Regions from separate parts of the Mus musculus genome. Here regions 1, 2, 3, 5, 6 and 7 are each linked to region 4. A link is a loop called in an ENCODE intact Hi-C map of the cell type or tissue named here. Cell type or tissue: heart. All regions are shown on one strand.

Region 1 (4,000 bases), 520 kb before region 4:
GCGGCTCCCCCGAAATCTGGATGGAGCTAGGCAGCATGGTCCCCACGGCTGGGCCTCGGGGGGGCTGCCGCCGGTGTCCCGGCCTGGGCAGAAGTTGGCCCGGGGGCGGGGCGGGGATTCAGGTCGCGGTCCCGGTTGGGGTCGCGGCCGGAGCGGAGGCAGAGGCGGAGGCGGAGGCAGCAGAGGCTGAGTCGGAAGCGGAGGCAACGGCGGCCGCGGCGGGATCGAAAGCAGGCGCGGGCCTGGGTGCGGAGGCGCGGAAGAGAAGCGGCGGGAGGCGGGGGCGGGGGCGGCCGGGGACAGAGCTGCAGCCACCCCGCGCTGGTCCTCTCCCTCGCGGCTTAGGAGGCCGCGCCCGCTCTGCGGGCCCGGGGCCCGGCAGCACGGCTCTCGGGGACAGCCGGGGCGGGATGAAGCTCAGCTTCAGCTGCTGCGCCGGAGCAGGCGGCGAGTTCCTATGGCAACGGTTGCGTCACTGGCCCTCGCCCCGCCCCCCGTCCCTGCATGGACCACGCGGCTGGCTCGCGTTGCGTGTCTTAGGGCAAAGAACTAGGATCTGAGGGCCGAACAACGCGGGAAGTAAGTAGAAGGATGCAGTTTCACGTGGGGAGGGTGGAGGCAAGTCACGCTCAGACCGCTTTTGATGTCACTTCGTTCTCTTTTTACTTATTCTCTGGTGCTTCTCCATTCTTAAGGTCTAAATCCGGAGACTCGCCAAGACCCCGCAATCAGTCCTGCTTGAAGTCCATTGGCTCTGTAATCCGTTCGCGCCCCGCCCCCCAGTAACGCGAGGCGAAGCATGCGTGGGGATTCCAGTCCACAGGGACTTCCTGGTCAATATGGTGGCACGGGGCAGGATCCCTAGGTTAGGGCAGATGAACCACCTTTGGTTTTTTTTCGAGACAGGGTTTCTCTATACAGCTGTCCTGGAACTCACTTTGTAAACCAGGCTGGCCTCGAACTCAGAAATCTGCCTGCCTCTGCCTCCCAAGTGCGTGTGCCACCACCGCCCCTGGCTACCACCTTTGAACATACCAAACAGGAAAGTGGGGTTGCCCAAATCAAAGGGTGTCAGTTCATCCCAGAGCCGTGGGGAATCGGGGTGGGTGGGGGCGTGTAAAGCCGCCACAGTGAAGCTGAGTTTTATCTCTGATTGCAGTGGGGGCTTCATTAGTGCAACAGGACAGTAGAGTAGGCAGAGGAAGTGCCATTCTTTAAAAAAAAAAAAAAAAAAAGCGAGTCAGAGGGTGTGGTGGCACCTTCAATCCCAGCACTCAGGAGGCAGAGGCAGGTGGGTCACTGAGTTCCGAGCTAGCTTGGTCTACAGAGTGAGTTTCCAGGACAGCAAGGGCTGCACTGAGAAACCCTGTCTCAAAAAAACGAAAACAAAAGTGAGCCAGACCTAGACACGTGCCTTTAATCTCAGTTTTTGTGGAGAGGCTGATGGATGGATCTCTGGTCTACCTGGTGAGTTCCAGGAAAGGCAGAGCTACACAGGGGGACCTTATCCCACCCCTATACCTCACAGGCAGGGGGAAAATAAAAAAATAAAACACCCAGCCCTACTCCTATTAACTGTATTTAACCACTTCAGGTTTGCCGGTGCCTGCAGAATCCAGAAGAGGGCGCTAAAGTTAGGAAACCCTGACCCACCCACCACGGATGCTGAGAACTGAGCTACTGATTCCTTGTCTTTGCAAGGGGAAAGACTGTACACTCAGTGCCATCTCCCCACCCCTAGGTTTTATTTTTAATTATGTTAATGCTTGTGCCTGTGCAGTGAGTGCAGGCACCCTGAGGTCCTTGGAGGAGCTGGAGCTAAAAGCAACTGTGAACCATCCAGCAGGTTTTATTTTTAATTATGTTAATGCTTGTGCCTGTGCAGTGAGTGCAGGCACCCTGAGGTCCTTGGAGGAGCTGGAGCTAAAAGCAACTGTGAACCATCCAGCATGGGTGCTGGGAACTGGTCTAGTCCCCTCAAAGAACTGTATGGCCCTAAGTGGTTTGGAACTCTGTTGACTGGGTTGGCCTTGAAGATCCATGTTCCTGTGCACCTGCTGCGATGAAAAGCAATGTACACTTGGCCTGGATTTCCTTCCGTGGAGGTTAAAGGGTGCTGGTCACTAACACTTAGACCATGCTTAGCTTCAAATGTCAGCTGATGGGGACATTCTCTCATGATAGCACAGGGGTCTTTGTAATGATGTAAGTGGAAATTTGTCATTGTTGCCCTGGCCTCTCAAAAGGACAGCCAGCCTAGCATTATACATGAGGACTGTGGGCTGCCTACCCACTGCTCTGTGGGGCAGTAATGGGCATCAGAACGGGTGGCAGGAGGATGGCTGCCAACAGGAGCTACAGGTCTAGACTTCAATCAGTATTTTAATTACCAAGTCTATATTTAGGACAGAAGGGGAGTAGAGAGAAAGGGGGTGAGGGCCTCAGAAGAGCTGACCCATATTCTGCACTTGGCTGCAGAGACTTGCAGTCCTAGCTGTGAGTTCCTGGTCTTGTGCCCTTCAGAAGCCAAGCCTGGTGCCCAGCAGGTGTTTAGGCAGCCACAGCCTGGTGGCTGCAGACCTGGGCACACACATCCTCAGTACTGTCCTTTAATCTTCCTCTGCCCCGGAGCTGGGGGTCAGGGCAGGCCGAGGATTTCAGAGAGGGTCAATGTGACTGCAGAGTCACTGCTATTGCCTTGGCGGTAGCATTGATCACAGCGACGGGCAGCCTGGCAGCAGGGAGCACAGCGGGGATGTCTCTGGGGACCCTCTGCATGGGTGGGATGTTGGGGCCCTCCAGGGTGTCCAGGATCCCTAAAGGAGGGAGGGTGGAGAATGAGTGGCCCCCAGGTCAGCTCACCCAGCCCACTCCCTCTGCAGCCCGCCACTCACCCTCCACCACTTTGTGGTAGGCGAAGTGCAGATAGAGCAGGAAGAGCATGTGCAGGGCAGCCAGCGTGCCACAGAGCAGCAGCCGCTGAGTAGGGCCCACAGTCCGCGACACCAACACTGCCACCTAGGGCCACAGGTAGACAGTTCAGAAGGCCCTGTCAAGTGAGGGATGGAGCAGATACTCCAAGCCTGGGGCAGAGCTGTCAGTGCATCCTTCTAGAGCTCTTTGTGGGGCAGACAGCAAAATCTGCTCAGCTTACCATGCGCAGGGTAGAGAGCCCACCCACCAGCAGCCAGAAGAGGTAGAAGAGGGCATGAAGGTGGATGTTATAGGTGATGAACAGGACTATGCAGTGCCCGAAGAGGCCGTAGCCCTGGAGAGAGAGGACAGCACCATCACTTGGGCTGCACAGACCTTTGGTCCCGAAGTGGGGTATTTTAGCTCGCTGCTCCTATCCCGGTCTGCCCCCTGCTCCTCCCATCCCAGGTGTCCCCCCATCCCAGGTCCACAGATGGCAGAGTGCAGCAGACCCCCCAGCCACCCCCAGGCTCGGCTCCTTACCAGCAGTGCCAACATCTGTAGCATGGTGATCTGGGCGTTACACAGGTAGGCAAGGAAATAAATGAAGGACGAGACACCCAGCCAGTATCCAAAGCAGGTGCCTATGGCTGTGCCCATGAGGGTGCCCTCCCGCTGTGGGGTGAAAGCTCTGCTTAGGCTGAGAGACCTCTGGCCTCAGCCTTACCCAGGGCCTTTTGCGCAGGGCTGCCCCTGCCTCACCTCCACCAGCCACCCGTCTCCCCTAAGGCCGGTGTCCTGCTTACGATAATGGTGTCAGAAGTCTTCATTCCATGCAGGAGGATGGCCACCAGTGTGAAGACCAGCATGAGCGGTCCGTAGAGCTCGCCCGCGACTTTCTGTCAGTACAGTAACATGCTTACTAGAGACTGCCAGCCAGGCTTAGCTTGGTGGCCTCCCTCCCCTGCTCTGAGGACACCCAGGCTTAGCTTGGTGGCCTTTCCCTCCTTACCTGGGGGAAGTTGACCATCTTGATAGGGATCATGGACTCCAGGAGCCTGGGAGAGGAGAGGAGAGGAGAGGAGAG
Region 2 (4,000 bases), 77 kb before region 4:
CCCACCCAGTTCCAGGACACCCTCTCAGGTCCGGCTAAGTGGATTCTGGCTTGGGCTTAATCTTTACTAGCTGCTCCTGTAACTTGCCCGGGGCTCAATTCTGGGCTTGCAGCAGCTCCCACCACTCCGATTCTTTCACCCACTCTGAGAAGCAGGCTAAGCCAGGACTGTCTTAGTCTGCCGGGAAGGGTGGGAACCCAAAGGCTATTCTGGCTGTCCATAGTTCAGGGTCGACCAGCCAGTGGTAATAGCCTCTTGGGGGCCGGCACAGGACCCACCAAGCAGAGAGAGAAACTGAGACAGGGCATTCAAAGATGAGCAGATGAGGCAGTTGCTCACAGGTGCTCGGCTGTCGAGGTTAGGATTCATGCTGAGCTCTAGATGGCTGTCTTCTCTGCTTGGCCCTTTCTACCCAGAACCTGACTCTTACCTAGTGTGCAAGGACACCTTCCCAGAGCAGATAGGAGACACCTGCCTTCTCCACAGACTTTCATGTGAGATGAGAACATGGTCATTAGTTTCAATTTTCACTGGAAGGGCAAAGTCTCATGCCAAACAGGCAAGAGGGGAAAACCAATAATAACACCAGGCTACGGAGCTGCCTGGAGGCCAGCGAGCAAAGCTGTCCCTCTGTCCCTTCTGAGTCCTGAAGTCCCCCATCTCAGGAGCCCCTCACTGTGCCTCGAGGGCACATGGTGTCCTATGACAAAGAGACAGGGTGACTTGTCTAAGGTCATACCGCCAATGGCAGAACCTGTCCTGTGTGTGGGCAAGGAAAAGAGATTGAAAGCTGGGTGTGGTGGCTGAGGCAGATGGATCTCAGTGAGTTTGAGGGCAGCCTGGTCTATAGAGTGAGTTCCAGGCTAGCCAGAGCTACATAGTGATACATTTTCTAAAAAAAACAAGTTAGTGAAATAGAACTGGAAACATGGCTCAGTGATTAAGAGCGAACACTTGTTGCTCTTACAGAGGACCTCTGGTTTGATTCCCAGCATCCACATGGTGGCTCACAACCATCCATCACTTCAGTCCCAGAGGTTCCAAGTCCCTCTTCTGGCCTTCATGGGCACCAGGCATGCAAGTGCTGCACAGACTTACATTCAAACAAAACACTCATATATATAAAATAAAACAAATAAACTTCCAAAAATTTTAAAATAAATAAGTAGAGGGTGATTTTTGAATACTAGTTTTAACTATGAGTGTGTGAGTGTGAGCATGTGTGTGCACACACACATAACCACAGCCACTGGTGGGGACACTTGAAGCTGGGTCACATGTTTCATGGGCCAATGAAAGAAACGGTATGAGATTCACAGCTGGACTGGAAGGAAGCAGGACTATATAAACCATTCCCAATGGTGCAGAATCACATGACAGGCCTCATTTCACATGACCTTGGCCATAGCAACTGTGGGCTGGTGTTCGTGGAGTAGCAACGTGGAGTAGCTGCAGTTGTCTCAGCCATATGGATATGGTAGACAGAGGTGGGAGGTGCTGGTGACAGTACTGTGTGGGGTTAATGGTGGAGGTGTTGGAGACAGCCACAGTAGTGACACAGATGAGAAAGGTGACTGAGCCAGATATGAACCCTTTCCCTGGCAGCCCCTCACAGTTGCTCACGTCTAGCCCTTGCAAGCTAACTGTGGCTGAGCCCTTTTACCAAATGTGACATCAAGCCACAAAGAAGTCAAGTCCTGCTTGTTCAAGGTCACAAAGGCAGGAAGAGCCAGACGATCAACTTGCCTCAGTTCTCTGGCCCCAGTGCCTGTCAGCTGCCTGCCCTTGCAGAGCAAGGTGCCAGGACAATGTCCCGATGCCCTGAGTAGGTGGGCCAGGACAGGCCATGCACTCTCACACAGCAGGCTCCAGTCTGGGCAGGGAGGAGGCACAGAGCCACATGACAGAGAAAATAGCCCCGATGCCGGCCCCACAACCCACATGCAGTGTGACCTTCTCTGGGTGGCAGCCAAGGTGGATGCCAGCTGCCAGGTGACAGCAAGCCCGTCGGCCAGTTGGTGGAGCCTGGCAAGAGCCCTACACACCAAAGAGGTGAAGTCAGGAGTGGAAATAATCCTGGAACCAGAGGAAAGCTTGCTTTCCTGGAAAGTTCTTCTCCAATTGGCTATGGCAGGGACTTCTGCACAGGCCTTTCCAGTCAGAAGCACGGTTATTAATAACCCCAAACCTGCCTCTGTCCCCACCCTTGGGAGAAGGCAGAGTTTTCAGGGCCTCCTCCCTGCCCCGGGCAGTAAGTCCCACTGGTGGAAGGATAGGGAGCCCATAGGATCTGAGCTCTCTCTATATAGAGAAGGCGTACAGCCTTAGACTTCATTCCTTTTGAAGTCCCCCAAATGCTCTCCAATTCAGCCACAGATCGGGGGCTCAGAGGGAATAGAAGACAGGGGTGGGTGGCCTCCATGCAGGTACACCGGTGTGCAAGCATGCACGGATGCTTGGGTGGTGGCTGAGGTGCAGATGTGGGCCCCCGAGCAAGGTTATGGGGTGATTGATGGTAGAGTCCTGGGGACCCCTGAGGCTGCCTGGGGACCCACGGGGTGGCTGTATAAGCTGCATATTTCAGTTGCTATTCCTGTGCCCTTGTGAGCCTGGATGATGCGTGGGCGGTTACTGTGAGGGTGATGAGGCCGTGCCAGCACCTCTGCTGCCAGAGCCTAAATATTCCATGTCCCCACCCTACCTGCTGGACTGACCTCATTAAGCCCATGCCTCCACGTTAGGAGGGTAGGGCTGGGTACAAGTGACAATTCCTTAGTCCAAGTGCAGAGTCCCTAGGGCAGGAGGGAGAGTCCTGGAAGCAGGGGACACGGAGCTTAATATAATCAGAGGGCTGGCTAGGAAAATCTCCCGTTACACCTGTCACCTCAGGCCCCATCATATGACACAGCTCGAGGTAGTGAAGCCAGCGAGGCAGGGTACACCCACTCCTGGACAGAGCTGAGCCACCCCGCACTCTGATCCTCCCCATGTCCTCAAATGGAGCCCCTGTCTCAGCTGTTCCTCCTGGAAAAGAGCAGGGTCCAAAGAACTCACAAGCAATGTGGCTCTACCAGGGCCCGGCCAGGAAGGAGGATGCCTACCCCCTCCACCCCACTACCCCGAGATCCCAGAAACGCCAATGCAGAGACAATGACCTTCCATCCAGACCCCCGTCCACTACCTCCTCACCTCTGGTCCTAGAACCACAAGGACTATCCTAGACTGTGATAGACCATGTCAGGGGCCCTGTGTTCAGCCTAGGGTGGGATGGAACAGGGGTAGCCATGTCAGCAGCCCCCTCCCAGCTACTGCAGGAAATTAGTGAAGATACCGGCTCCTCCTGCAGCAAAATCCCTAAACCTACATGAAGGGAAGAGGTCACCTTGTCCTTGGGATCCTTGAGGGGACTGTGTCAGGTCCCTTCTGTTGAGTTTCCTGTGTGGCCTTGCGGGTTTCACTCAGCTCCTCGGGGGCTCAATTTGATTGTAACGAAGCCTGCACCCCTCAAAGCTACCAGCTGTGTGTCATATCACAAAATCTATAAGATTGGAGGTTATTTGTTTTTGAGAGAGGGGTTTTATGTAACCTAAGCTAGCTCTAACTCAATACGTAGCTGAGGACGACCTTGAATTCGAAGCGATTCGCCTGCCTCTGCCCCACAAGGGTTGGGATTACAGGTGGTGCTGCACAAACCCAATTTGTGCATTGGTGGGGATCAAACGCAGGGCTTCAGGCTTGCTAGGCAAGAACTCTCCCAGTTACATACCCAGCTCAGTAAATATTTTCTTTTTTACCAGTTGGGGTTTGATTTTTCCTGTTCTCTTCAGAACTGATGAGGTTGGTCTTTTTGTATGTGTATGTGTGTGTACTTTTGGGTAGAGGTAGCATTTTTTTTTAATTATTATTTGTGCATGTATGAGGAAGTGTTGGCACACACACGCTGCAATTGTCGTCAGAGGGCAGTCTTCAGGAGTCTGTTCTCTACTCCCACTGTTAGACT
Region 3 (4,000 bases), 560 kb before region 4:
AAATCTAAAAAAAAAATGCATGCAATTTTTAGCAGCTACCTTTCCAACATCATGGGTTGATGTTGAGAATCCTTTCAGACACCAAGGAAGGGTCAGATAAGCAAACACTAAATGTTAATGGACATTCTAAAACACATGGGCTCTCCAGCCAATAGCGCATCCATCCTACCTTTGTCACAGAACTTTCCTGCCCAGCCACTGTGGCAGATGCACTGCCAGGGCTGGTGGCAGGTACCGTGCTGGCAGCCAGGCATCCTCACACAGCGCTCACAGTGCAGCCCCTCCCAGCCTGGGTCACACCTGGTGGAGAAAGCACAGGATCAGGGCGCGAGCGTGTGTGTGTGTGTGTGTGTGTGCAGGAACATGTGTGTCTGTGTGGATGTAAGGTAGAACCAGAGCTTATGTGTGTGTGTGTATGTGTGTGTGCACGAACGTGTGTGTCTGTGCATGTGTAAGGTAGAACCAGAGCTTCTGTGTGTGTGTGTGTGTGTGTGTGTGTGTGTGTGTGTGTGTGTAGGAACATGTGTGTCTGTGCATGTGTAAGGTAGAACCAGAGCTTCTGTGTGTGTGTGTGTGTGTGTGTGTGTGCACGAACGTGTGTGTCTGTGCATGTGTAAGGTAGAACCAGAGCTTCTGTGTGTGTGTGTGTGTGTGTGCACGAACGTGTGTGTCTGTGCATGTGTAAGGTAGAACCAGAGCTTGTGTGTGTGTGTGTGTGTGTGTGTGTGTGTGCCTGTGTAAGGTAAAACCAGAGCCTCTAGAAACTGGTAGGATATACAACAGCCGCGAAGGAAAAGCAGATCAACCCCAGGTAGGTGCAGGGCTGGGCAGATGGACATGTAAGCAGTCAGACAGACTACAGCATTCAAGTTTAGTACCTGGTTGTCTAGCCTTTGATAATCTCTTTTCTCACCTGAACACTGAAAAAAAAATGCCTCCCTTCAAGAGTATTTTTTTAAAGATTTATTTATTTATTATATGTAAGTACAGTGTAGCTGTCTTCAGACATACCAGAAAAGGGTATCAGATCTCATTATGGATGGTTGTAAGCCACCATGTGGTTGCTGGGAATTGAACTCAGAACCTTCGGAAGAGCAGTCAGTGCTCTTAACCGCTGAGCCATCTCTCCAGCCCCCGCCCCCCCTTTTTTTTGAGTATTCTTAAATAAAACAATGTCTGTAATTCTGGTGCCATTCCTGGAATGTCTGGTTGTGCACATTGGAAAGAGTGACCTTCTTCCCTTCAGACTCCGGAATGAGTGGCTGGGTTGTTTTGTTGTGAGGCAGGTGTTCTGTTTGTCTCAAGTAGACAAGGCTAGCTTGGAATCCTGATCTTTCTAGCATCACTTCGCAGTCGCTAAAATCACAGGTATGGGCCACCATACCAGCTCTATGATTTTTTGTTGTATTGTTTTTCGAGGCAAGGTTCCTCTGTATAGACTTGGCAATCCTAGAACTCTCACTCTGTAGACCAGGCTGGCCTCAAACTCAGAGATTGCTTTGCCTCTGCCTCCCAAGCGCTGGGATTAAAGGCGTGCGCCACCACCGCCCGGCCAGCTTAATTTTTATAAGCCCACTGAGGATGTCTAGTCTCAAGTACCCCAGCTCCATGCCAAGTATCTGCCCTCGCCAGCTCCCTTCTCATGTCCAAACCCTTCTCTGCCCCAGAATTTGCCCAGTCTGCCGAGGTGAGTCAATGATGGAATTCTCCAAGAAGCAGACCCCTCCCCCTACAGTCCCCCTCCCCCTGCAGCTCCCCTTCCCCGGGTCACCTCTCCCTGGAGCCCTCTCCCCTTGCAGCTATTCTCTCTCTGCAGCCCCCCTCCCCCTGTAGCCCCCTCCCCTGCAGCCCCCTCTTCCTACAGCCCTCCCTCCCCCTGGAGCTACCCTACCCCTGCAGCCCTTCTCTTCCGTTTCCTCTTTACTGTGGCTCTCAGTCCCTAAACTCTCAAGCTTCAGATGACTCTATGGCATCTTGAGGGACAGAAGCCCTTGAGAGAATAAAGAGTTGGTTATTCAAGCTCTTAAAGTAAGAAGCAAAAAGAGATACGGGGAGAGGAGAGGAGGGGAGGGGAGGGGACTGGTCATCCTGTTATGTATAAACAAACAAACACACACACACACACACACAATAGGGTCTTAAGCGCCTAGATACTGTTGCGGGTTTTTGACATGCTCTCGGTGTAAAGGACCAAAAAGTGGGGAGGAAAGGATTTGAGGCACGTGTGCCGCTTAAGTACCTGCAGGAGCCGTCAGGAGCGCAGCAGCCGTGGGCCAGGTCACAGTGGGAGCTGCAGTCATCCGCTGAAAGAGATTGGTGTAGTGGGTGTGAGTCTGGGTCCGAGTCTGACTTCCCAGGCGCGGGACTTGGCAGAGGTTTCAGTAGTCAGATGGACTCATGGGCACGGACGAGCGTCCCATTCCAAAGAGAGCACTTATAGATCTCTCCCTATGGAACGGAGCGGTTGCAGTGCCGTCTCTAGCCAGCAGAGGTCAACGTGCCAGCGAGGACGGCTGAGGAGAGCCGGGACCCAATCCCTGGGGCAGGCTCACCTCTGGCAGGCTGGCTGGTTGCCCCCAGGATGCACAGCAGGCACACGAGATTTAGGCAGCGGCAGCCGCTGGGCATGGTCAGTTCCGGCCTCAGGAGGGACGGACGGATGAACGGCCAGACGTGTAGACACCTGTGGGATGGCACGGGCTGGGAAGCGGCTTGACGCGGAGATAGCGGCACTGATACTGGTTCCAAGTGACAGGAGCAGGAGAAGGAGAGGGACTCCCCGGGTGGGGAGTGGAAGGGCGGGCGAGAGAAAGGGTTGAGCAGGCGAAGGGACTGGAGGCAGGAACCCACTAGCCAGGTCTGCGGGAAAGAGGCCAAAGGATGGGCAGCAGCGAGCGTGGCCACCGCGCGGGAACAGCCAGAGCTGCGATCGCGATCCAGGTGGAGGGGTCAATAGAGATGGGGACAAGCGCGGAAAGGCGAGCGCGACGGGACGTGGGGGCTGGGGCGTGGGGAGGAGCGGCTCCCAGTTCCTAGATGCAAGAGATCTCCTCCCGGGTCCTCCGACATCCACCCACCTAGGCCTGGCTCTCACAGCCCCCCAACCCCGCTCGCTCCGCCTCGCTTCGGCCTGAGGTCCCCACCGAGGGACCGCGTCCTCCTAGCTTCTCACCTCCGGCTGGGAGGCGACGCGTCCCCGGGGCGCAGAGTCAAACCGGATCCGACGGACTGGGCCGGGGGGCGGGAGGGGGGCCGCCCCTAGCTGGCCGCGGGGCTCGGCACCGAAGTAGCTGCCATGCCAGCCGAGCACTCGGGAATCTGGGGCTGCAGGCGACCCCGAGCGGCGGCAGCGGCTCCTCGCGCGCGCTCGGCCCCCTGCCAGGGGCGGCGTGTGCCGGCGGAGCCCGCCTCTCCCCTCCCGCCGCCGCGGCCCGCCCCGCACCGACTGCGCCCCGCGCCCACCCCCGCTGCGCACGGCCACACCTCGCGCTGCCACTCGGCCCTGGCACCCCCCAGCGCTCTTCGCCCCTCCCTTCGCGGCCCCCAGCCCCCTTGCTTCGCTTTCTTCCTCCGAAATTAGAAAATCAAAGGAGCTGAACTGGGCATACACCGTAAAGCGCGGGCCGAAGGTGCGCGCCCTGCTGTCTTCCCATTTTCTTGCCCACCCCACCTCAACCGCTCGCCCCACTCTGCCCCTCACCCACGCCCGACTCTGCACGCCCCTGTCTACCGCGCATCGTGATTTTCATTAGCCTTTCCCGGCTCTCCTGTTTTAGCCCGAGCACACTGAAGCCATGCTTGCTGCCACCTTCCTCCTGTCACCAGCCCACGCCTCCCCGGCTTGCAGAGCCTTCGTCACTGGCTTCGTAGGTCAGCGCCTGCTCTCTGTGGGCTTCTTTCTTTCTTCGCTACCTCTTTCAGGATGGACCATATCTACATAAATACCATCCCAGCGTACCCGCTGTTCTTTCCTCCCATCTGCTCCCAGTTTTCACAGCCC
Region 4 (4,000 bases):
CTTTTGCAAGCCCCTACACATGCCTTGCTAAGTGCCCACACTTAGGGAAGCCCCAGCAAACGCCGGGAAGCACACTGCCAACCTGGGCCACGTAGGGAAGGAACAATCTCTACAGTATTTACCTGTCAACCTCTGAGATCAAGGATTAGGGAAGTGGGGAGGGTGCCCCTGGAGTACTGTATGTTATAGCCTCTGAACCCTCCCAGAACAGACTGTATGTTCACCCTAACACGCCCTTGCCAGAAGTGTGGGCAGAGCCACGCCAGATCCTGGACACCCAGTGGGGTAGGAACTGTGCAGGTGACAAAGAAAGGGAAGTGACTAGAGAAGGCGTTCCCCTGGGAGGTCCTATCCAGAGGAAAGAGAGGTAAAAACCCTCAAGTGGTTTTTGCCTCTCCAGGCCCTTACAGGGCGTTTCATGGGGCCTGCCTTAGGTGCAGGCTCCTAGAGGAAACATGGTTATCTCTCATGGCTAAGGACCATCGGTTTCATTCTTCTTTCAGCTCCCCGCCCAGTTCCTGGTTTATTACAGGGCAGTGACCCCATTGGGCTAATCAATCGATGCATCGCAACACCCCTACTACAAGAAGAGCCTACTATGCGCCAGGAACAGTGCTATTGGGGTGGGGGCGTTTAAGGGGCCTGGGTAGAGGTTGCGCTGATTGGAAAAGGAGTGCGTATGCGGAGGGACCCTGGGAGAGAGGGACTGGTGGCTACCGCTGAGCATCACCAGCCCCGCAGCCGCGCGCGGACAAACCGCGCGCTCCGGAACTTGGCGCGCGCGCGCTCCGGGACGCGGCGCGACGCCGCGCACGCGCTCACTTCTCCGCTCCCCCGCCCGCGCGGCCCCGGGCTCCCGCGCGCGCGCACTCGAGGCCTCCCTTGTGCTGCTCCTCCATTCGCTACGTGCAGAATGGGCCGTCGGCAGCAGCTGCAGCGCGGGATGGGAGGGGGAGGAGGGGAGGGGGAGGCGGCGCTCGGCCTGGGGGAGGGGCCGCGCCGCGCCGCGCCGGCGGGGAAGGGGCTGGGAAGAGGGGCCGGGCCCCCCGAGTGGGCCGACCAGGGGGACAGTCCGGGTGGGCTCCGCTCTCGGCCCGTCTCCCCCTCCCCCTCCAACTCCTTTCTGCAAGGCCATTTTGGCCATCCTCCTGCTCCCTTCCCGGGATTCCTGGCAGGGAGCGGATGCAGAGGTTGGTTGGGGGTTTTTTGTTTGGTTTTATTTTAACCCCCTCTGTGTTGTTCCCCACGCAGACCCCAGACCCTTAGACGCAGGAAAGAATAGCCCCTGCTGTCCCCTCCCTCGCTTTCTGTCCCAACCACATTGTCGAGCTTTTGTGTGAATCGACCCAACTGTAACCCCTTCCCCACTCGGCCTACCATGAGGCAGAGTTTCTGAAAGGTGCTGAGGCCACACTCAATCCTCCCTCCTACCCACCTGGAGGGCAGAATGGACCCCAGGACATAAGGCCAGTATCAGCTCCCACCCCCACCCCTGCCCCAACCAGAGACAGAAAGATCTAGTGGAGCCTGCTGCTGCCCAGGATAACTGAGTCGGCCCGAATTTGGTGGTGTTACAACTACAGGTCATTGTAGCAGGTGTGTACCTGTTTATAAAGGGTTCCCCGGGAGCCTAATGAGAGACCACCAGGGGCTGAATCCTATAACCCATGAGCTGTCTTGCCAGGATCCCAGATGTAGCCCAGATGTCCACAGCAGTCCCTCCCACAGGGTGGGACACCAGCTAGTCTATGCAGCCCCTCCCAACCCTTCTTCCAAGGTCAGGGAAGGAAAGCCGGCCATCTCCAGTGCGCCTTCCCCATTTAAGATGTTGGGAGAGGCATCTCTGTCCCTCAAGCTCTTTTTCCTGCCCAAAGCCACCTGGGTTCATCCTGTTGTCTAACTTCGAACCCTCTGACAGGTTAAGTCTAAATCATCAAAAAGAAAGGCAAACTTCCTGGGGGGCAGCTGGGGGGGTGGGGAGGACAGGCCAGGGAGACCGGACTTACTAGCCCTACACAAGGAAGGATTCTCTACCCACCTCCCTGGTGGCCTCAGTCCTTGGGCAGCGCCCTCTGCTGGCCAGAAAGAAATGCAGGAAAGAACAGAGTCCTACAGATCTTTGGGAAGGTCTGAGAAGGGGGACAAGGGACAGAGAAACAAGTAAAAACGTTAAGCTGCCCTGTCACTGACCTGAGCATACATAAAGAAGCAACCCTAGATGTGAGGAAGTTGTGACCCGCTTTATATGGACCTAGGGGTTAAGCAAGCTGGCAAACAGACTTTTAACACCCCAGAAGTGGCACTTCCTGCCCTGAATAGCTCAGTTGCCCTCTGCCCCTGAAACTCTTATTCCTGCCAGAAAGCCTTTCCTGCCACCTCCTACCAGGGCAACGTGCTAGAAGGTGCAGCTATAGCCAGAACCCTAGAACCTAAGAGCTGAGAGAGAGAGGGCACCTCAAGCCAGAAACATACACACAGAGATCCAAGCCCAGATCCCTGCTACAGCAGAACTCAAGATAGAATTAGGCCCTGGCCCTGAGTCACATCTTGGCATGAGCTTGCCTGACCAAGACAGGCCAGCTTGTCCAGAGGTGAGACTTAGGTCACAACCCATCGCCCTACCTCTGATGCCAGGTATCCTTCCCCTCACGTCCCACACGTGGGGTCAGGGTGGGGCCTGGGATGGACTGGGCTGGGCTAGTGCTGAGACCAGTGAAGGGTGGAGCACTTGGAAGGCAGAGGAGGGACATCCTGGGTGAGGGAGGCTACGAGTGTCCCCAAGGACTGGTGGCTTCTGGATTATCCTCTGGTGGTTGCTTCTCTAGCCCTGGGCATCTGCACAGGACCTTCACCCGGCTGACTTACCTCCAAAGACGGCAGCTCCTGACCTTCCCGGGCCCATTAGGGCCTGAAGCAGGGCCACACTTCCATGCTGCAGCCAGAGGGCCAGGCTTGTCTGCAGCCCTCCCCGTCAAGCACATGACCCAGTGGGCTTCCTTTGTGGCCCCCTGCATTACTTAACTGATTCACTGATCCCCCTAAGTGGCCAGGTCCCTTTCAGACCCAGGCAGCCTAGGGAGACTCCTAGGGGCAGTGTTGAAGCCCAGGAGGTACAGAGATCTACCGGCTTTAATTGGAAGTAATTAGTTAATCTACTCTGAAAGCAGTGGGGGAGGGGAGGAAGCTTTGGGGAAAGAAGACTCTACACTGTCAATCTGGTGAGTCTTGGGGGACCATAACTCTCCCCTGCACACGCACTCACTTAGAAGGCCTTTCTTTTCAACCCCAAGGCAAACCCAGGCCCGGAACAGACAGGGGGCAGCTTTGTATACAACAAAGCAGGTGCCCTGGGTTTGGTGGGAATCACCTTTGAGAGCAAGCCAGGAGAAAACCAAAGAAGGGAGCTAGAGAGATGCAGGAACTCTAGGGTGAGAACTGGTTCCTCTCTGTCACCTCTGTTTGCACCCTGCCCAAGGTCACGCACGTACAGCCCTACAAGTTAGGAGCCAGTGCGCTCCCAGCCCAAAGGCTAGCTTCGCTATTTCGGCAGCGAGAAGCCATTCCCATAACGGGGAAAGGGGCGCCGGAGGACAGAGCCCTAACCAGGCCCCAGGGGGTGTGTCCTCGGCCACAACGCGACGCGGGCAGGCAGCGTGGCGGGGACTCTGGCCGACAGCCTCCCGCGCGGTCCGGAGCAGCTGACCCGCTGGCGATCGGCCAAGTTGCGGCGGGCCGGGAGGCAGCAACGTGCGGCGCGGCATGTCGCGGGCCCGGAGACAGGGAGCTGTGGGGGCGGACCGGCGCGCCGCCTCCCCCCTCCGGGCCCCGGCCCATTCATAAAACCCAAAGGCATTGCCCAGGCCTGGCAGGCTTGGACTCCTAATTGCAAACTCATTAAGGAGTTTGCATCTCATTTACATGGAAATCATTTCCTGGGCCCTCAACAGAGAACTGTCCTCTCTATCCATCAGGCATACTGTGCCCAGTTCGACCCATCTAC
Region 5 (4,000 bases), 150 kb before region 4:
ATCCTAGGGAGAGAGGAATGACAGGTGACCAGGGAATGCCGGTAGCCAGGCTCCTTCTTTTTATTTCCTTTGCATACCTTTCATTCTCCCTGGAGTTGCTGATCATAATTTTCCGTGTATTTAAAGGTATCTCGGTGACTCTCGCTTTATGAAAACAGTAGCAGCTAACATCTGTGGAGCGCTTTGTAGTTTGAAGCACAAAGCCTTTTCTCGGTAACGATGTGTTTCAAACTTTACAGTAGCCTTCTGAGGTGTGTGATGGTATGATCCCATTTTCCAGATGAGGAGCCGAGGCACAAGCAAGGGAAGTGACTTACAGTTCAGGAACAAGTTTTGCCCTAGGTAGACGGTCTGTACTCATCTGACCTCTCCTGGTCCCTGGACCATCTCCTCTTGGTCGGTCTTCATCTTCTCTGTGTTCCTGGTTCTACTTTGTCTTTTTGTAGAGATTGCTTAGGGAAGGCTGACCTGGGCCATGTTCCTCTGCAATTCTAGAAGCAAATGGAACTCACCAGGCCTCCTGTGAGGCAGCCTGCTCACTCTCAGACTTCCCAGGCTTCCAGGCCTTATGTGGCAGGTAACACATAGCTCAGCAGGTGCGGGTCCGGCTGGGCCCATGGAGGCTCAGAAAGGCCAAGTCAGCGGGTCAGAGTGCTTGCTTCTTTTGCACAGGACCCAAGTTCCACATCAAGTTGTTCACAACCATCTGTAGTTTCAGCTCGAAGGGGCTGGACGTCTCTGGCCTCTTCAGGTATCCACAGACCCCTTCACACATATATCTACATGCAGTTAAAGATAGATTTTAAAAAGCATGGATATGTACATAAATCTATACGTATACATACATAGCTATGCAAGTCATATTTGCATACTACTTGCAAATACAATCACACATGTGCACGTATATTTCACACAAGAAATTTCATTTCAAAATTTTCATTCACGAACACACTTGCACAGACATAAACCATGCAAATGAACACACGCTAACCTACATAAACAAACATACATGTATACATCCATGTAGCACACACAGACACCTACATCTTTGCACACATGTGCCCATACTGCAGGGTACCTACCTGGCTTGGACTGTGGGGAGGTGATGGGAAAGTCAGTATGTCTGGATTCTGCAGGTCTCTGGTGACCTTGGGGTGAGTATGTCCTGTCTCCTCTCTTGAGGTGTTAAAAGCAAGGGCTAGGTCAGTAACTGCTTGCTATAGGCCAAGAAGGTATGGTCCCCAGACCACAAAGATTTGAGGGTCTCCTACAAGCCATTGCCTTGCCCCAAGTTTGACACTGGCCATGAGTGCTTCCAGGGGCTCCAAGAGGCTGCAAGATTACAGTTCAAAGATACAAGAATGGGTGGTCCAAGCAAGCTGGCCTTCGGGAATGCCCCTTTTGGACAAAATAAGGAATCAAACCCAGTCTGTCAGACTCCGGACTACCCACACGGGTTGGACCACATGAGTCTCTGGGATTATCACACCACAGGTGTTCTGTCAGGGTGAACAGCCATTGACCTGAAGACCAGCAGCCCTAAAGGGGCCAGCGTCTGACAAAGGGTTCAGATACCCAAAATTCTTTGGCAAAGCAGACTCTCTACATGTTTGGGACACCCCCTCCCCTGTTCTTCACCCCCTCCTGAGGGGTGTGTCTACAGAGTTGGGGAGGGCCCTAGGCTTCCCCTCCCTGTCCTCTTCCCAGCTGTGGTTCCCCACCCCCACACATTCCTCCTCCTCAGACATTCAGACATTCGATTCAAGGGCTTGGTGGTGATTTCAGGCAGGGTTTGATTTGCTCTCAAGCGTTTCCCTGAGTGGCCCCTGGGTGTTTGCTCTGATCCAGATGGCATCCAGATGCAAGCCTCCCTCCTCCCTGCCCCCGCAGCTGGAGGAGCCCTGTCCTGACCTCCACCTCACACCCACCTCCCTGCCCCGGCAGCTTTGTCCCTCCGGCCTGAGGTCAGGGCACGGACCAACACCTCTGCCTGCGGCTCTCTCCACAGCTGGGCTCCTGGCCATCCTATTCTTGGTCTTCCCTCCTCAGCCTTTGTTCGTTTCAACAGGTCATTGCTGCGAGAGCCAAAACAAATGTCAGTGTGATAATGAGGGAAGCCGGGATGTGGCTCTGCCCGTTGGGGCGGGGAGGGGAAGACCCGTACGTGTTGAAGCCGAGGGAAGCAACACATGCCTGGAGCCTTGAACCTCCAGCTCAGATCCCTAGGGACCAAATCCAAACGCGGAAATGGGCATCGATGACTGCTGCGCTACAAAGTGACGAGGCCAGCAAGCCCCAAGCAACAGCTCCTTAAAGAGTACCCCATCCTGTACTGTGCGAGCACTTCCATTTACAGATAGGGAAACGACAAAAGGTCAGAATTTGACTTTAAACAGGGGACTCCCAGAACGCACGGGGTTCTCTGGGTAGCCTGCCTGAACCAGGCCTTTGGGCGCTGCCTCCAGATGTCCTTCCTGGTGCGGTGAGAAACGGCCTCGGGAGCCCCGATGGAAGACCAGGGTGGGAGTTCCTGTGTATAAGATGGTCTCACTGCTTCTGAGATTCTGGGTTCCCGGCTTCTCTGCTCCGTCCAGCGCTGGACTCTAAACCCAGGAGCCAGCCCAACACTTGGCAGCCCGGGAGCCAGGTGGCCCTTGATGACCTGCTCTTAAGCCGTCCACTTCCCATTAGAAGTTAATGTTTAGACCTCTAGCAGACCCTGGGTGGCTGCTGTAGGCATCACAGAGGTCAGGAGGTCTCCCCTGGCCCTGGAGACACTTCGGGGCTTCAGGTATCTGTCACCCCCCACCCCCACCCCTCTCACACACACCGGCAAGAGGAACAGGCAGGTGTGTGTCCACATGGACCTTCTTCTTTGTGAGGTGTACAGTCAAACTTCCTTGATGGAAGACGGAGCATTTGGCCCCGGCTCAAATGTACAGGGCAGACATTTCCTAGAATTGTTAAGCCCTGGCCCTCGCAGGTGTGGGAAGAGGAGGCGGGGCCGGGCCTCCCAGCCAATAACTGTTGGGGAGCCGTAGGGAACTAGGTCCTGAGGGCCCACGGGAGCAGTACTCACCCTCTGGCCTCCCTAGTCCTGGACAATACCAGAGACAGGCATGCAGGGCAAACTGCTGGTCCCAGGTTTGCACCTCTTGTCTCTGTCTTCCCGGTAGCTCTTTTGGGTGGCCATCTAGCAAGTGAGAGCCTGTCCTCTCTCCTGCCTTTTGCCTGCCATCCCTCTCTCCATCAGCCCTTCCTTCTTCCTTCACCCCTTCCTTCCAGTCTTCCTTCCCTCCAGATTCTAAGTGAGCTCAGCTCTGCAGCCACAGAGAAGCTGTGGGCCAGGATTCTCCCCTGAGGGAGCTGGGGAATCTGGCCCCGTGGAAGTATTATTATGGGTAGGTCTGAGAATGTAACTCAGTTAGCACAGGGTTTGCCTAGTATACCCAAACCCCTGGGCTCGACCCCTGGCATTGAATAAACCAGGCAAGGTGGAACACACTTGTAATCTCACCGTTCTCGAGGTGGAGGCAGGAGGGTCACAAGTTCAAGGCCACTCTTGGCTGTATAGCAGCTTGAAGGCTAGCCTGAGCTACATGAGACTCTGTCTCTTGGGGAAAGGGGATGGAAGGGGAGATTGTCCCAAGTCTGAAAAGAGAGAGGAGAGTCTCTCTCTGTCTGTCTCTCTCTGTTTCTCTCTGTCTCTCTCTGTGTCTCTCTCTCTCTCTCATGGTTTTAGAGCTTTATTGTAGAAAGGCAGGGAGAAGAAGAGAAGGTAGAAAGAGAGAGGCCCACCATGGCCATGTGGGGGGGGGAGGAGATAAGGAGAGAGGGAGAGAAGGAGGGCTAGAGAGTAAGAAAGGTGAGGGTTTAAAGAGTGAGAGTCTCTTTTTCCACCAAACTCTGTGGGCTGGTGGTACCCACCCGCACCAGGAGTGGGACTGGGGTGGGGGTGGGGTGTCGCCTAAGGAATCAGCTATCTCTAAACTCCTCGAGT
Region 6 (4,000 bases), 70 kb before region 4:
CTATCTCTGCTCCCCTGACTTGCTCACCCCACCCCCACCTCATCCCTGCAGCCTTGGATTCCTGTTTGGCTCCTTGAGTGGTCCGGGTTGATGAAGATTTCAGCTGCCCTGGGTGCAGAGCATACTAGAGGCAAGGAGACCACAGACAGGAGCAAAGGCCTTGGGAATGGCTGAGGCTGACAGAAGGCTGGCAATCTGTTGAGATGCTCATGGGCAGCCAGGAGACCAGCAGGACCACTGCACCAAGGCACACTTGACTGGCATGAAGCTTGGGTACCCAGATCTCAGAGCTCCCCCAAACCTCACTCTCTCCACAACCTAATTGGGAACAGGTAGACGCGGCCTTCAAGAGCCCTGGCCAGGACCAGGGACAGATTAGAAGGCTTAGAGGATGTGGACGCTCTTCTCCAAACTCCCAGGCTCAGCATTCCAGAGCACCTCCACGCTGGATTCCTAGAAGGAGGACCCATCTGGAAGGCAATCCTCCAGGCCCCTGGCTCCTCCTGTGGTCAGGAACACTCACTAGTACAGGCAGGGATCACCAGCGCTGCTCTGGGAGAGACGAGGCCTCCAGCAATCCACAGAGCCTGCTCCAGGGACAATCAGGCATGGTTAGAAACAGATGCTAACCCTGAAACTCTCTAAAACGCCTGGTAAAAATCAACCCCTGACCTCAGGAAGTTCCCAGTCTGGTGGGAAAGATACACCACTCTCAGCTCTGCTCTGATGGACCAAAGCTTGCTTCTCAGTCTAAGGGGCAGAGACTCCTGCCCTCAGGGAACTACGAATATCCTGGATTCCAAAAACATGTTTTTTGGGCACAGGGAAAGTATCTGGATTGCCTGCTAGAGGGGGTGGAAGATATCCAGTTAAGCTGAAGAGAAGGCAACAAATATCCTAGCATAAGTATATCCCATACAGCATTTGAGATATACTTATACTTAGCTTCATTCTATGTAACTGGATAGCCTGTGTTATTTGCCAAATAACAAGCAAGTGTCCAGCTTGAGAGAGACAGACAAACACAGCTCCTCATGACTACTGTATATGTGTGTGTGTGCGTGCAAGTTTGTGTGTGCTTGTGTGTGTGTGTGTGTGTGTGTGTGTGTGTGTGTGTGTGTGTGTGTGTTGGGGGAAGCGTGGTTCCTGGGGCTCAGCTGTAGCAGTTTAAAATTCCTTCCAGGCCAGATCCCTAATCCTCCCGCACAATGCTGGCCTTCTCCCCCGCCGCCCACGCCCTCCCCGGAGGGGCCATGGCAGTGCCACCGGGGGCCTCTTTAAGCCCCTTTGAAGCCTCCAGAGCGCGCACCGCGGGAGGCCCAGCCGCTATGCCAGCTATGCCAGCTATGTCCCCGCTGCCGCCGGCCACCACCGCGCCCCCATTAATGCGGGCTAATCTGGCTAATAAATAAACTCCCCTCCCTGAGGTAGCCCCCCGCTGGCTCCTCCCCTTGCTCTCCCGAATTGATTCAGAGCTGGGCCAGAACTCGCAGCCCCTTCCTTCTGCACTGTGACTTGACACCTGTCGCATCCCAGCCTAGGAGGAACTGCAATGCACTTGCCCGACTCTTCTTCAGTGCACCTGCCTTCGGGTGGCAAGACGCCCCGGAACTTGGGGGGGGGGGAGGATAACCGTCTCAGGGCGCCCCCTGCAGGTGGGACTGCTCCCCGCTGCAAGGCTCCCCAAGGGAAGGCCAGGCCGAGAGCCCTGCCGGCAGGTGACCCTTGGCCTTCTGCCGCGGGAGTCCCTTCTCCGTGGCCTCTGCCGCCCCCTGCGTCCCTGCGTCGATTCCGAAGGTGACTCACGGCGGAGCAGCCATCGCCTCACCTCGTACATCACACCAGAGCGCATGAAAAGGGAGAAATTACAGGACGCTGGGCCACGGCTGATGCGTTCTAATTACCCACCGCCGCTGCCATCCGTGGCCTCAGCAGCACTGGACCAAGGGGAGCTGTCATTGTCATTAGCCCCATTCCCCTCATTCCAGGTCCTAGAACCTGCACCCTGCCCTCATGACCCCTTTCAAGTCCGCAGCAGCAGCAAAGGCTCCACCTGCCGCCACTTCAGGGGCTGTTCCATACCCTATAGGACTGTCCTCTGACTGTGCTAACCCTGGCCTGGAGGTGGGAGACTTGGGAAGCCCAAGACTCACCCGGATTCACTTTCTCTGCTAGTAAAGAATAGTGAACAAGGCCCGATTTCGTTGACAGGAACAAGAAAGCCTAGGGGAAAGTTCAGAGAAGGCCATGTGAGAAACGACATTGTCCTTGTTTTTCTCCTGGGACACAGAAGACTGGGGAAAGCCCTCCTGGTCAGCTTTAGCTCTTACTGGTGGCTGTGAGGCAAGCACCATTGGCTCTTGTTAATTACCCTCCTGTAAAAAGTGTCATGCCCACCTCTCAGGCCTAGAGTCCCTCTGCTGACCAGCGTTAGCCTGTGGACTCAAGGGGGCCAGCGAGGAGCAGGGTGTGCGGTGTGAGCCACAGAGCCTCGGACACCCTGGTGCTCCTATCCCCGGGATCCCATCTCCTCTGTCATCTCTAGGCCACCCCATTTCTGGTGACAGTGATGGCTGGGTGTCACTTTAGCTGTGTTTCCTATCCTGAGTCCATGCTGTCTTGGGCTGCCATTCTCCGCAGGGCTGGCAGCTGCCTGCTTACCATGAGGCCAGTTCCTGAGGGCAGAACCTTCTCTGTCTCCCTCAGGGTGGACTTTCAGGGAAGCCCAGGAAGAGAGGCTTGTGTCTCCCCACCCACACAGAGGCTCCCAAAGAAGAGGCACTCAGTCTCCCCCATTTAGACTGGGACTCCCTGAAGACAGGTCGTGTCTCCTCAGACAGAGGCTTGCTGAGGACCAGAGAGTATCTTACATAAACTCAGGTTTCCTGAGGACAGGCCATGTTTCCTTCAGACCTGTATTCCCTGAGGACAGGTTATGTCCCTTCAGACCTGTACTCCCTGGGGACACATGTCCCCTCGGAGTGGATATTCCTGAGGACAGATTGTATCTCCCTCCAGATGGAGCTCACTAGACCTAATGGCTTCTCCCTGTGGATGGGACCTTTGCACTCCACCCTCTGGCTCCCTGTGGTGCACACACATCCCTCCCAGGACACCATTTGTCATACTCTGATGAATGAAACGTACTAAGAATAACTCAGTCCTTGTCTCTAAAGGACGGGGGAGGGGAGGGAGAAGGCTGGTTCTTGTAAAGGGTGAGGGGATATGACCCATCCATCCCATGGCCCAACAGCATTTCCTAGGAGCCCAGCTGGGCATTACAGGAGGCACGGGGTCCCCACAGAGCCCCCTGATTTGCTGTGTCTAATAGTTAGAATCATCGGAACATTGACAAGACCCGCCCACCTTTCTAGCCAGCAGTTGTCACCTTAGAGCCACCTTCTGTGCCTGGACACAAGCTCTCTCTATTTCTTCTCCTAGTAGGAGGGAGACAGAAACTGGGTGCCAGCTTGGATGGTGACTGTTTTCAGTGGGCATGAGGAATCCCTCCCAGATGGCTCTCTCTCTCTCTCTCTCTCTCTCTCTCTCTCTCTCTCTCTCTCTCTCCCCTGTCCCCCTCCCCCTTCCCCATCCAAAACCTCAGGCCTCCAGTTCAGAACTGAGTGTCCTCTCCAGTACGACGATCCTCAAGGGGACATCTTAGGGGCCCCAGGGAGTGGGCAAGCATGACCTTAGCCATGTCTGTGACAGTGCCTTCCTGGCACACTGCCCCACCTGCTACCTCCTAAAAGGAACATTTCTGCCTGGTTTTGGCAAAAACATTAGTCTAGGAGCCGGGCAGCTGGATATGGTTCTCGCTCTGGTGCTGACGTCGCTGTGACCTTGCGAGGCCATTTGTTCCTCTGGGACTCAGTTTCCCTGCGTTTAAAATGAATTTCTTTAGGATTTATAGTTTTTGAACTTTTTCCTTTTAAAATAAGTCTCCTCTTAAAGGGTGACTCATGTGGCATCTCTCTTCTCTGAGGTAACAGAGAAAGGT
Region 7 (4,000 bases), 110 kb before region 4:
CTCCATCTGAGACGACTAAGGCAAGAACGTCATTCCGTTCTTTATCCTTGAAATCCCAATCTCTGTTGCATCAGCCACACTGTGGGCTGGACCAGCCATGCACCAGCATTTGGCAAAGACTTTGCCAGATTTTCCACGATCACTTTCAGTGTGGGACCTGAATGAGCTCTCCTGTGCCACCCACTTGGCTGGCCATGACAAGCCATTCATTCCCCCATTGCCCGGTGTCCTGACCCTCTTGGTTTTTCTTAACTTTGAAAGCTCAAAACTACGCCCCCTCCCCTTCCCTGTATAACTGCCTCCCTGGAGGCCCGGATGGCAACTGCTGGGGCTCACATCCCTCAGCACATTGCTCCTAAGACCGATGTCACCCCAACTGCTGCTGCACAGGCAAGGACCCCAGTCAGCTTTTTATCTTAACTACTAATCCCATGTTGTGGTCACAGCTGGGGTATTGCTTTTCTTCTTAAGTGTGTAAAAAAAAAAATAGGAATGGGAACCCTTGAGAGAGCTAGGAGGGGCCCAGATCTCTGACCACCTGCCTAGGTCCTCTCTACAGTCCCACAGGCCACCCCTCTACACAGTGACCTCCACTCCCTTGCCGTCCTGCCTGATCAGCTTCTAGACGGAACTGATAGTAGGAAGAGCTATACCTACCTGGTCAGGAGACGCTCTTCAGTGTGCTTTTTCCTGGGGAATCAGAAGGGTACAGGATGGGCTAGAAAGCCGGGTCTTTGGACAGAGGAAAGTGGGCACCCTCCAACCACAGTATGACCGATCGCACAGAGTGTACAGAGCACATGCAGAGGAGAGGGGAGAGGAGACTGCAGGGGTGGGTGGAACGGCCCACTTTCTCCCAGCCACTCTCCAGGTAGGAGAGCTACATGAGGCCAGAGAGAAGAGTTGAGGCAGTGAGCCAGGCTGGCTGCTTGCATGGCCTAGGCTAGGAGAGACTCAGAGTTATTCCTCTACGCACATGGTTTTCCTAGATCTGTTTTCTGGAAGGAAGTGACAGGTTCCTAGCTTGACTGGACTGTCTCACATATTCTTGCTTCCCATACCTCTCCCCCTGTGGCCTGGACAGACAGCCAGCGCAGCATCCCCACATGGAAGGCCGCTGGGTCTGGCAGACAATCTTGCTGGTCCATGAGTCGCTGTTTGTTTTCTTTAACCCAGCATATAACTGGGCTGTATGAATCAGGACTGCAGTTGGACACTGGGCTGGTCTCCCAGGAAATAAGAGTACTGGGTGGATGAGCTCAGAGGGTGCTGAGCAACGGTAAGAGGGGGCTCCCCACCCAGGGAGGAGAACCCTTGTCCCCTCGTCTGGCTCAGGGAAGCTACTTCGAATCTGCCAGTGGCATAGTTGGGATGGAACCTGACTTGCAGTCTGTGGTTGATAATGGTGACATGCCACCAGCGGCAGTGACTACACTCCAAGACCACATCCCCCCATTACCTGGAGCATGCACTTGCAGTATCAGAGCATGCACTGAGGAGTGCATTGCTAGGGACAATGGTCACCCAGGAACTGGCAGAGAAGGTGAGACCTCAGGGTCCTGCTGCCCTCCCTGGATTTTCTGTGGGTGGCTTTCCAAACTCTCTAGCCTGGTTTCTATGCTAAGGGCATTGAGGACCTGGATCTGTGAGCAATACTCATTCATTTTGTCCGTCAGTCCTTCCCTTCTTCCTTCCTTTCTTCCTTCCTTGGTCCCGCCCTTCCTCCTCTTTGTCCTGACCACTCCCTCATTGACTGACTGTCAAAACATTCACTACACAGATTCTACAGCTCACCCTGGCTTAGGTGGGGAGCAGCCCTACACCTACCCAAGAGCTCTAGAAGATAGGCAGTGCCCTCAGCTGGCAATAGTCTCCACTGGGCAGAGTCTCAGGGCCAAGCCAGGGTGGGTCTAGGTGTCTCCATCTCCAGTCCTGGGAGCTCTGGGCTCAGCTCTTTGCTTACTGCCCATCAGGGAGGTTTTCTGCTCTTTCCCTCTGTCTGTGTTTGGCCTGGGGACAAAGGGCTCGGTGTCCTTCCCTGGGACCTTATCTGCCACTACGTCATTCCTTACCCCCTACTGCTGTCCTGGCTGTCCCTCAAACCATCGGACAGTACAGTCAGCGCAGGGCCTTTGTACACGACATCCTCGCCACTCTGCGTGTTCACTTCCGCGTGCAAGGGTCTCACCCTTTGATGTCCATACTCAAACTGTCCCCTCTCATCGAGGCATCCCCAACCTCCCTATTTAAAACTACATCATTCCCTGTCCCCTTCCTGCCTGTCCCCTGTTCTCTAAATTTTGTTTCCCTGCAACTTTTTTTTTCTTCTTTTCAGAGCTGTGAGTGGAGCCCAGGACATTTGCACATCTCTTCCCATATGCTAAGCAGACGTTCCACTGCACTGTGGTGACCGTGTGGACTGTGTAGTAAGCCTGCCCACATATCCCATATATTGTGCTTGTTTCATTTGATATATGTCCCCCTCCACTCTTGGCATGTCAGTTCTGTGAGATCACAGACTTTTGCCAATCCTCAGTGAACACGTTGACTAGGAAGGGGAATGAGCATTTAGAACCCACTAACATCAGCACCGACACTGAGGAGGACGGCCAGGGGCCAGCACGTCTTAGCAGGAGCTGACCCACAGCCGGAATGTGTGATTACAAGTAATGGTGGTTAGGGATGGGCGAGGGGTCAGTGGGGTTGTGGCCCCTGGTTCAGATCTGTCCCATTCCATTCTGGCTGTAGGGGTGTGTGTGTGTGTGTGTGTGTGTGTGTGTGTGTGTGTGTGTGTGTGTGTGTAAGAGAGAGAGAGAGAGAGAGAGACAGAGACAGAGAGACAGAGAGAGACAGAGAGAGACAGAGACAGAGAGACAGAGAGACAGAGAGACAGAGAGACAGAGAGACAGAGAGACAGAGAGACAGAGAGACAGAGAGACAGAGGAGAATGAAGAGACCCGGGAAGTCTACTCATCTGAGCAATGCGGCTTGAGCCTCCCTACCCGAGCTTCTCAACTTTGGCTTAGGAGAAGCCCTGACCAACACGGAAGGGACACAATGTAGAGAAGGGACTGTACCCCACACAGGCACATGCTATGTGCCAGACAGATTCCACGTGCTGGCTCTTCATCACCGCCCATTTTACAGATGATGGAAATTGAGTCTCAGGTCAGGGCAGTACATTTCACAGACGGTCAAACTGAGGTTTGAGCTGGCTCTCCAGTTTTCCTGCTATAGACATAGAAAGCAAAGTGGAAGAATTTACACCTAGGTCTCTGCCGCCTTGAATTTCTACCTCCTCTAGAGGTGACTGAAAGACCAGCTATGCCTAGCTAGTGAGCCATAGAGCTGGTGTTCTTCAAAGGGGTCTCTGAGGGGATAGTGCTGAGTATCAGGATGTTGTGGGGCAGCTTGGATCCTGTGCAGCTCCAGCCCCGGGGTAAATCCCACACCCATTGGGCATGGCATCCTCAAGGCCTTCTTAGGGGTCAGGGACAGCTCTCCTCAGCTCCCGCTGGCTGGCAGCTCCCTCTGCTGGACCCAGCCCTGAGGAGGAGCTCAGACACTGGGACGCCGCCGCTGCTGTCTGTCTGTCTGCACTTGGAGGCTGACTCTCCTTCCACTATGGGAGTGAGGGAGTCACATGCCGGGCACCTGTCGGGTCTTCAGGTTATCTGTTGAGGAGATCTACACGGAGGATGGATTTGGGGTGATCTGAGCCCCTCCTAGAGAGGTTGAGTACAGAGGGGCTTTGAATGCTGGTGCCCCTCTACCCACTCCAGAGGCAACAGTTATGTCTGCAGATGAGTGCAAGCCAGGCTGGCTCCCCATCAGACTGGAAACTCCCTGTGTCTAAGTTTAAGTGATTCCTTCTTCAGGCCAGGAGCCCCTGAGCTGTAGTCCCGCTCAGCTCCATAGACCAGCAACTGAGCCCCTAGGCTGGCAATCCCACATAACCTCTGGGACAGCCTTGGCCTTGGCCTCCTGGCTCTCACACACC

What was found. Peaks named below come from ENCODE experiments on the same cell type or tissue, not always from the same donor. Only the 100,000 strongest peaks of a DNase experiment are listed, where the experiment ranks them.
Region 1: it touches region 4 in a loop (2.9-fold over the local background); 2 of 42 quality-filtered maps call a loop at or near these places.
Region 2: a loop joins it to region 4, with 7 times the contacts of the local background. A loop is called at or near these places in 9 of 42 quality-filtered maps.
Region 3: it touches region 4 in a loop (4-fold over the local background); 5 of 42 quality-filtered maps call a loop at or near these places.
Region 5: it touches region 4 in a loop (2.5-fold over the local background); 2 of 42 quality-filtered maps call a loop at or near these places.
Region 6: a loop joins it to region 4, with 2.6 times the contacts of the local background. A loop is called at or near these places in 12 of 42 quality-filtered maps.
Region 7: it touches region 4 in a loop (2.5-fold over the local background); 10 of 42 quality-filtered maps call a loop at or near these places.

What each region holds. Positions count from the first base shown.
Region 1 is chr17:46,250,382-46,254,381 of GRCm38, reverse strand. It overlaps Yipf3 (Yip1 domain family, member 3), which reads right to left. Exons shown (of 9, transcript NM_145353.2): 4 at 3,926-3,971; 5 at 3,720-3,812; 6 at 3,457-3,588; 7 at 3,155-3,268; 8 at 2,895-3,018; 9 at 1,845-2,816. The coding sequence ends at 2,668. Lrrc73 (leucine rich repeat containing 73) reads right to left here and starts at 217. Exons shown (of 6, transcript NM_001111142.1): 1 at 1-217. The coding sequence starts at 37. In heart, CTCF peaks have their summits at 1,613 (motif pointing right) and 3,041; DNase peaks (open chromatin) are centred at 471, 911, 2,861, 3,741 and 2 weaker places; H3K4me3 peaks cover 1,162 bases; H3K27ac peaks cover 892 bases; H3K27me3 peaks cover 268 bases.
Region 2 is chr17:45,810,696-45,814,695 of GRCm38, reverse strand. The region is part of intron 1 of Gm46607 (a long non-coding RNA gene); the gene reads right to left. Among named protein-coding and RNA genes, the nearest start is that of Gm35692, 16 kb to the left of the region's middle. In heart, no CTCF peak of the experiment used is centred here; DNase peaks (open chromatin) are centred at 1,915 and 2,665; H3K27ac peaks cover 1,315 bases; H3K27me3 peaks cover 3,249 bases.
Region 3 is chr17:46,297,251-46,301,250 of GRCm38, reverse strand. It overlaps Dlk2 (delta like non-canonical Notch ligand 2), which reads right to left and starts at 3,323. Exons shown (of 6, transcript NM_001286013.1): 1 at 3,173-3,323; 2 at 2,553-2,683; 3 at 2,240-2,303; 4 at 170-300. The coding sequence starts at 2,628. It overlaps Gm41588 (a long non-coding RNA gene), which reads right to left and starts at 2,233. Exons shown (of 2, transcript XR_876844.1): 1 at 1,892-2,233; 2 at 1,161-1,808. In heart, a CTCF peak has its summit at 2,482 (motif pointing right); DNase peaks (open chromatin) are centred at 2,500 and 3,080; H3K4me3 peaks cover 2,077 bases; H3K27ac peaks cover 846 bases; H3K27me3 peaks cover 3,630 bases.
Region 4 is chr17:45,733,712-45,737,711 of GRCm38, reverse strand. 1600014C23Rik (RIKEN cDNA 1600014C23 gene) reads left to right here and starts at 3,868. Exons shown (of 2, transcript NM_028164.1): 1 at 3,868-4,000. The coding sequence starts at 3,919. It overlaps F630040K05Rik (RIKEN cDNA F630040K05 gene), which reads right to left and starts at 3,206. Exons shown (of 5, transcript NR_152153.1): 1 at 2,866-3,206. In heart, a CTCF peak has its summit at 2,079 (motif pointing left); DNase peaks (open chromatin) are centred at 871, 1,771, 2,061, 3,701 and 2 weaker places; H3K4me3 peaks cover 2,750 bases; H3K27ac peaks cover 4,000 bases; H3K27me3 peaks cover 31 bases.
Region 5 is chr17:45,884,668-45,888,667 of GRCm38, reverse strand. Gm41584 (a long non-coding RNA gene) reads right to left here and starts at 3,358. Exons shown (of 2, transcript XR_876835.2): 1 at 1,083-3,358; 2 at 45-779. RefSeq lists an enhancer at 936-2,976. In heart, no CTCF peak of the experiment used is centred here; DNase peaks (open chromatin) are centred at 2,127 and 2,907; H3K4me3 peaks cover 773 bases; H3K27ac peaks cover 2,379 bases; H3K27me3 peaks cover 1,766 bases.
Region 6 is chr17:45,803,248-45,807,247 of GRCm38, reverse strand. All of the region lies in intron 1 of Gm46607 (a long non-coding RNA gene), which reads right to left. Among named protein-coding and RNA genes, the nearest start is that of Gm46607, 17 kb to the right of the region's middle. In heart, a CTCF peak has its summit at 1,672 (motif pointing left); no DNase peak of the experiment used is centred here; H3K4me3 peaks cover 908 bases; H3K27ac peaks cover 1,137 bases; H3K27me3 peaks cover 3,899 bases.
Region 7 is chr17:45,848,317-45,852,316 of GRCm38, reverse strand. No RefSeq gene overlaps it. Among named protein-coding and RNA genes, the nearest start is that of Gm35692, 21 kb to the right of the region's middle. In heart, CTCF peaks have their summits at 1,860 (motif pointing left) and 3,528 (motif pointing left); DNase peaks (open chromatin) are centred at 1,956 and 3,536; H3K27ac peaks cover 845 bases; H3K27me3 peaks cover 1,832 bases.